Regions from separate parts of the Homo sapiens genome. Here region 1 is linked to region 2. Evidence: chromatin contacts called from ENCODE Hi-C or POLR2A ChIA-PET data. All regions are on one chromosome and are shown on one strand. The core of a region is the stretch at or near the end of the contact, and the rest is flanking DNA. Distances in the headings are between cores, read along the strand shown. Region 1 holds the start of GPRC5D-AS1 (GPRC5D and HEBP1 antisense RNA 1). Region 2 holds the start of FAM234B (family with sequence similarity 234 member B).

The links. Hi-C counts contacts between places; a loop is a spot of excess contacts on that map. ChIA-PET counts read pairs that join two places held with the same protein, here RNA polymerase II (POLR2A). Pooled maps may share reads with other maps.
Region 1: a pooled map shows a loop between it and region 2 (1.9-fold over the local background). The contact joins the promoter of GPRC5D-AS1 here to the promoter of FAM234B in region 2. A Hi-C loop is called at or near these places in 2 of 168 maps with a recorded cell type or tissue (naive thymus-derived CD4-positive, alpha-beta T cell and psoas muscle), 1 of 37 single-sample maps with no recorded cell type and 15 of 50 pooled maps. POLR2A ChIA-PET finds 5 or more read pairs at or near these places in 3 of 52 experiments (A673, MCF 10A and activated T-cell).

What each region holds. Positions count from the first base shown.
Region 1 is chr12:12,926,419-12,930,490 of GRCh38, reverse strand. It overlaps GPRC5D-AS1 (GPRC5D and HEBP1 antisense RNA 1), which reads right to left and starts at 2,765. Exons shown (of 3, transcript NR_149067.1): 1 at 2,688-2,765.
Region 2 is chr12:13,042,012-13,045,993 of GRCh38, reverse strand. FAM234B (family with sequence similarity 234 member B) reads right to left here and starts at 1,613. Exons shown (of 13, transcript NM_020853.2): 1 at 1,554-1,613. The coding sequence starts at 1,590.

The sequences.
Region 1 (4,072 bases), core at 1,516-4,015, 120 kb after region 2:
CTGGTCGGCTGATGGTTTGTCACTAGTCTGCCACAAAGTAAGTATAGAACTCAAGAGTAAGCACTTAGAAACTTCTGTCTCCTAGACAAAAAGCAATTCTGTCTAAGAGACTGAGAGCAAAATAGACTTCACAGAGGAGGTCAAAAGCTCAAGCTCTGTCTTACACGAGGTTGATGGGGGGTAGAAATTCCCTGAGCAGATGATGTTGGGAATGGTACTCAGAACAGCCACACACAGGGAGACTGTGTGTGAGTTAGAAACATGTGCCCCCTCTGAGTGGATGAATTTGAAAATGTGCCCCCACCCCAAAGGATGTGACCTCAGGCCAGCATCCAGGGCTTGGCCAGCAGTGAGACTGGATTCCAACCCCACCCCAACCATCTCAGCTGGGTGCCTTTGAGCAGTACAAAAAACCCAAACTAGTCAACTGACAGCATTGGACCAGGTATGCAGGTCAGAAAAGTCTGTCTGAAGGTGAGGCTGCAAGGAAAACCAAGGCTCATTCAGCCAGCTGCAAGCCCTCCTTATGCTGGAGCAGAGATAGACAAAGAGAGAAGCAACGGGAGAGGTTGGCTCTGCCCCCACAGGGCTTCCATCCCGAAAGGAGGAATCTAGACATGGTCTGTGTGTGAAGAGCACTGGAAGGAGAGGCCTGATCATCAGTGAGCACTGCTGTGCTAGGCCCTCTTGGAGCCCGAGACAGAAGGAAACGTGTGTGTCCCTATATGCGCTTATCAAAATATCTTCCCATGCTTTGAACCAAGTGGAAAAACGTCATTTAAAAGTCTCCAATCAAAAAATTAAGCCTCAGCCGGGCACGATGGCTCACGCCTATAATCCCAGCACTTTGGGAGGCGGAGGCAGGTGGATCACTTGAGGTCAGAAGTTTGAGACCAGCTGGGTCAATGTGGTGAAACCCCATCTCTACTAAAAATACAAAAAAATTAGTCAGGTGTGGTGGCATACACCTGTAATCCCAGATACTAGGGAGGCTGAGGCAGGAGAATCGCTTAAACCTGGGAGGCAGAGGTTGCAGTGAGCCAAGATCGCACCATTGCATTCAAGCCTGGGCAACAGAGCAAGACTCCATCTAAAAAAAATAAAAATAAGAAATTATATATATATATATATATATATATATATATAAAGCCTCCTTCCCCCCATCTCCCTTTCTTCTCTCTTTTAAAACAAAAATAAAAAGGCCAGGTACAGTGGTTCACACTTGTAATCCCAACACTTTTGGAGGCCAAGGCAGGATGATTTGAGCCCAGGAGTTCAAGACCAGCCTGGGCAACACAGCAAGACCCCCATCTCTACAAAAAAAAAAAAAAATCTAATAAAAATATCCAAGAGGCTGGGCATGGTGGCTCATGCCTGAAATCCCAGCACTTTAGGACGTTAAGACGGAAGGATTGCTTGAATCCAGGAGTTCGAGATCAGCCTGGGCAACATAGCAAGGCACCGTCTCTACTAAAAATCAAAAAAATTAGCTGGCCGTGGTGGCACGTACCTGTGAACCCAGCTACTCAGGCAGCTGAGGCAGGAGGATTGCTTGAGCCCAGGAGGTTAAGACTGCAGTGAGCTGTGATTGCACCGCTGCACTCCAGCCTGGCAACAAAGCAAGACCCTGTCTCAAATATTTTAATAAATTTTTTAGAAAGTACCCAAGAATGGTGGCACACACCCATAGTTCCAACTACTCGGGAGGCTGAGGTGGGAGAATTGATGGGGCTTGAGAGGTTGAGGCAACAGTGGGCCATGATGGTGCCACTGCACTTTAGCCTGGGCAACAGAGCAAGATGCTGTCTCAAAAAAAATTTTTTAAGCCCTCCCTTTCTTTCATCTTTCTTCCCTCTCAAAATACAAACAAACTATATATATGTGTGTGTGTGTGTGTGTATGTACATATATACATATATACATATATGTGTGTATATACACACATATACATATATGTATATATGTATATATTATATATACACATATATGTGTATATGTGTATATATGTATATATTATATATATACACATATATGTGTATATGTGTATATATGTATATATTATATATATACACATATGTGTATGTGTATATATGTATATATTATATATATACACATATATGTGTATGTGTATATATGTATATATTATATATATACACATATATGTGTATGTGTATATATGTATATATGTATATATATACACATGTATGTGTGTATATATGTATATATGTATATATATACACATGTATGTGTGTATATATGTATATATACACATATATGTGTATATATGTATATACACATATATGTGTATATATATATTGCCCAATTTGTTTGTACCCCATTGTCAACCCTCACAGATCCATGGCAGGGACACAGCAGCCACATAAGCCCAGGATCCAAAGCCTGATTGGAAACGGCTCCTCTCTTGCAGTAACGCAAGGTCGTAAAACAAACCAAACAGCCTGCTTTTATAAAATTTTGATATGTTGTTTATCATGGGCTTTTTGGTATTGATTTTGTTTTAAAAAATATTGTGGTAAGGCAGGAGTGACTGAGGCAAGTATTAGAGCAGGAATGAAAGTTTATTAAAAAGTTTTAGAGCAGGAATGAAAGGAAGTAAAGTACACTTGGAAGAGGCCAAGCGGGCGACTTGAGAGATCACCCACTGGACAGTCTGACCTTTGACTTACGGTTTTATACGCTGGCATGCTTCCGGAGTCTTGTGTTCCTTCTCCCCTGACTCTTCCCTTGGTGTAGGCTGTCCACACTTGCGCAGTGGCCTGCCAGCACCTGGGAGGGGAGCATGCGCAGTGTGTGGCCTGCCAGCACCTGGGAGGGGAGCATGCGCAGTGTGTGGCCTGCCAGCACCTGGGAGGGGAGCATGCGCAGTGTGTGGCCTGCCGGCACCTGGGAGGGGAGCATGCGCAGTGTGTGGCCTGCCAGCGCCTGGGAGGGGAGCATGCGCAGTGTGTTTGTACGCATGCAGGAGTTGTACACATGCTCACGTGAGGCGTTCTTCCCTTATCAGTCGAATGTCCCTAGAAGGTCATATACCAGTTAAACTCTGGCATTCTGCCTGTTAGTGCTCATGCTTGAGTACACTCGCCCAACTGCTAAGATCTTACCGGGAAGCTGCTTATCACCCGTTTCAGGTGTTTTCTATCTACTGGGAGCCTGTCTTTCCCTAGCACCGGCTGCGACCAATTATTATTTTAGAGCGACAGACTAACAGCCGCCTGACCATCACCTGATGGTCACCTGAGGTTCCTGCTATTGGAACAGACCCTCTCCTGCCCTGCTCATACCTGACAGCTACCTACTGTAACACACCTAGGCAGATAAAGATGAGATTGTGGAGTTCCAACAGAAGCAGACATTAGGGAATGAGCTGAAAGGTGGAGGTGGAAGTTGTTCAGGGAGATGAGATTGCGCGGGGTACGTAAGAAGAGAGCCTCAGTAGGCTTCGCGGTGGAGCAGGCTGTCCCATCTCCAGCGAAGCTCCCCCCATGCCTCTGTCTCCATATGGAGTTCCACTGTTAACCCTGGGCATCTCCAGCAAGATCCCTACGGGGAGAGGGAACGCATCTGAGTACTGTTTGCAGAACCACACACGACAGCTCTGAATGAATAAGCCAAGACAACACCCCGAGATTCTTCCTGCGGATTTGGGTTCCCAGGCCGGGAAGGAGCTGTTGGAGCCTGCATGGAAGATTAGTGGATCTGCAAAAAGACAATGTGGATGACTGGCCGACGCCTTGTCCCAACCCTGTCCAAGCAGAAGAATCGCCGGGATACTTGCTCTGGATACAAATTCTTGGACCCTGACTCAGACCAACTAAATCAGAACCTCTAGGAGGCCTCCAGACACTGCATTTTTAACAAATTCCCATGTGATTTTTAACGCAGTATAAGTTTAGGAAGCGCTGCTCTGTTGACAAGGAAAGGCTCTGGTCTGGTTTGTAGCAGACTGTCCAGGCTTTCCCAATTTGGTCCAAAAAGGCAGAAAGTGATTGGCTTGAGAGGGCAGAATCAATGGAAAAAGTTTATGAATTCCTGCCCCTGGGAACATTCGTCT
Region 2 (3,982 bases), core at 364-2,863:
AACTAATACTCCAGGGAGTAATAACACCACAGCCTTGGGGCATAAGAACACAAAAGACCTCAAGAGTTGCTAAAGCAAGATTTTCATGCATTCTCATTCTTAGAGAATAACAATGACCTACACTGAAATTTTAAAAAAGGACTCTAAAAGAAAAAAAAAAAAGAAATAAAGCTAAATGTCTGACATCTTATTACCCCTCTGGGAGGACATCATTCTACACTAAGGATATACAAAGTAAAAAAGTAAAAAATTAATCCTGCAGGTAAAGGGCCACGTCTCTCCTTTAATTCCAGTGTTATGCACACATTCCAAGGCAGATGCTATCAGTGTTCCTTCCAATGTTCCAATGAGCCCATATTAAAAAAAATAATAATCTGTCTGAGGTCATGAAGTCTGGGGACAGAAACGCAAATTAATATCCAACCTAGCGTCATCCAAATGGCAAGGTTCGCTTCAGGGTAGCATACTGGAAGCTCCTTGAGAACAAGGACCCTGTAATCCCCCTGCAAGCTCAAACTAGCTATCCAACCAAAACCCAAATAGCCCTCTCTAGAGATAGCTATGAAAGCAACTGCTTTTCCCTCTAATACAAATTATCAGCAAATAAATGTTTATAGCTTAATGCTTAAAACTTACCTAGGTAGAGCCATCAATTTTTCTAAAGCCTAATGTTTAAAATTTACTTGGGTGGAATAAATATACTTTTATTTAAATATCAACTTTCTAACAGTACAATCCTACTCTGGAGGTTTAGGAGGAAAAAAAAAAAAAAAGGAAAAAAAACTTGGAGCTGCTGCCCGAAGTACTGAATCAGCTCTGGAAGTTGTCATCACCCCTAATGCTGCCTTAAAGAAGATTCCATACATTATCTTCAACTTATAGGTGCCAAATCATTTCCCATGCTTAATCTCGGCAGCTGGAGACTGACCAAGTGGAATCAAAAGCTCAGGATTTAGAGTGAAAAGACCCCTGACGTTCAAGGCCGAGCTTTCCCAATACTTGTGAGACCTTGGACAATTCACTTAGCCAAATAACTCTCATTTTCTCTTCTGTAAACTAGGAAGGGACGTAAATACCTGTCCCACCTGCCTCATGGATGCGTCGTTGCTGCCGTTAGGTGGAGGGGATGATCCACAGAGGGCCACTCGCCGTCCCGCCGCCCCCGCCCAGGTCCAGCCAAGACAGAAGGCGCCGGAGTCCCTGCGGTGCTGGGTCCGCGGCGCTCGGGAAGGATGCTCCTCTCGCCAGCCTCCCCTCGGGACAGCGGCGACCGGCGTTCTGACATTCCCCGCCGTAACACCTGCTCGGCGCCCTCTCCCCGCGCGTCTCCGGGTTCGCCCCGCGCCCGAGACCCCTGCCCCGCTGGGCGCCCCTCTCGCCCTCTGGTGGCACAGAGACCCCAGCCCCAAGGGACTGCACCCTCCTCGGCACCGGGCGCCTGCAGCTGAGTCTGGGTTGAGGCCAGGGCCCGACCGGCCTCGCCCCCAGAGCCTCGCCTCCCCTTATTCCAACACCGGCGGGGACTGGGTGGTCGCAAGCATGCGACTCCTTACCCGGCAGCTTGAGCGCCCTGGACAGCACGGTCGCCATGGCTGAGGCCCCGGTGCGCGTGCGCGCGCCCGCGTTCTGCCGGGAAGTGTAGTTCCGAGCGGCGGTGCGTGGGGCTGGGACCGGGAAAGGTGGGACCCGCTTGCTGGGGACAGAGCTGAGGGAGGCCAAGCCAGAGTACACGCTCCGCAGGCTTTTCTCCCACCCTACCTATGCAGGTCACCTCACCACTCTGAGTCTCACTTGCCTCGTCAGTGAAATGGGGAGAAAATACCCCGTAAGCTTGCAGTGAAAATGATTCGAAGGAGATATTTAAGGAGGTGTGGATTGTGCAATGTGCGTGGGCTTTGAAATCAGGCAGACTGGATTTGAATCCTGCCTGAATCACTTACTAGCTGGGCCATCTTGGGCAAGTCCCTTGGGGCGACTGAGCTGCCGCTGCTTTTTTTTAATTAAAGACATACTACCTACTTCACAAGCTTGCAATGAGAATTAAATGATACGACCTGTTTAAAACACACAGCACACAGTAGGCACCTAGTAAGAGTGTTTCTATTACGCTTCTTAGGTAGAAGTTGAAGTTTCCTGGAGCTCGAACCCTCATTTATTGCTCCCAGTTCTTTACAGGTGTCTACTCAGCACCCTACGCTGCAGCTTCTAGTTGAAGGGTGTAGAAGGAGGATCCGACTGTGTACATACATCCAATAGATGCAGCATCTCCAGCTCCTCAGATTTCAATGCTTGACCTTTAAGGCATCTGCACGCTCCCCGTAATCACCCCAGCTTTGCCTGAATGATTTTTGCGGAGAGCCCGATGCCCAGGAATTCCTCCTTCCTTGGCTCCCTGAGCTTTCCCCCACTTTGTCTTCCTTGTCCCTCTGGAAATCTCCTTCATCCCTCCATAACTTTTTTCCATTTTAACATAGGAACTGCAGCTTAGAATAGTATTTCTCAAATTTAATGTACTTTCTTTTCAATTAAAGAAAAAAATTCAAAGCAGCTGCCAAATGAATCAGGATCCTTACCTTTTACATAGAGAATACCTGTGTGTTCCTCTCTAGCTACTGAGTGGAATGTGAATACTTTTGCTGCCCAAACACCCACTGAGGTCACTGTGGAAAATGCAAACACCCAGGCCCTCTCTGACTTCTGAACTTGGCTTGCCTCAGGACCAGGCACAGTGGTGTAGAAGGAAGAACTGACTTGCTTCTTTCCCACACGCAAGTGATCAGCATTTTAGTGCAGGAATGCTAATACTGTGTTATCTTAGAACTGGAACAGATCCTAGAGGCTATCTAGTCCCACTCTCCTTGTTTTGTTTAAGAGAAAGCTGAGAAATAGAAAGGTAATGTAACTTCTGAGTGTCACAACAAAAGCTCCAAGATACATCTCATTTGCAGGCTGCCTAATTCCCGTGAGAAACTGCAGACAGGACTATCCTGTGGGAGTAATCTGAGAGTCTCCAGCAATCAGTCTCACCTCCTTTCTTCCCTTGGAAAAAAAAAATGTCATTGTCTCTGATAGAGCACAGGCTCTGGAGCCAGGAGCCAGGCCTCCCGAGATCAAATCCTGACTCTATCATTTCCTAGATGCCAGGCAGAGGGTTAGTTGCTTAATTTCTCCCCACCTCAATTTTCTCATCTGCAAAATGGGGACAAAACAGTTCCTAGTTTATAGAGTTCTCCTGAGAATTAAATATATATGTAGAAAGCACTTACAACAGTGCCTGGCACTTAGTGTTTTCTAAGTATTCACTCTTCTTTTATCGATAATTTCTTAATGTTTTAACAATTTAAAATTTGTAACTTAATAACAAATAATACATTTCATAGTAATTTAATGGTTTAGTAATGTATTTATTTATTAATTCTTTCAACATTCTACAATACCCAAAATTTCTACTGCTTGCCACTTCTCTGGAGGCATGATTAAAAAACATATTTTACATCTATGTAGGTCATCTAAAAGGAGCAACACTACAAGTCACAATGAGCCAGTAGTAGCTTGCCTGATATCAGTTTAACTAAATGGAACGCATTCCTGAAATATGAAGACTGAGAAAAATAACCTGTGAATGTGACAGGGATGTAGAAAAATGTTCATTTTAGTTGCAGAACAAGAACTTGAGTTTCTAGGAGAAAGTTTGGGTGGAAAGGAATAGCCAGGTCACACAGGATAGGAAGAAAGAAGAAAAATCTGTCTCCTTTTCTTAGTGAAAAGGTATATTCCGGGAGAGTACCTTCTTCTGTGATATAAATAAAATAAAGATGTATAAAGTTTTATTTAAAAACTTTGTCTCAGAACCAGGCACAGTGGCTTGTGCCTGCAATCCCAGCACTTTGAGAGGCTGAGGTGGGAGGATTACTGGAGTTGAGGAGTTGGAAGCTGCAGTGAACTGTGATTGAACCACTGTACTCCAACCTGGGCAACAGTA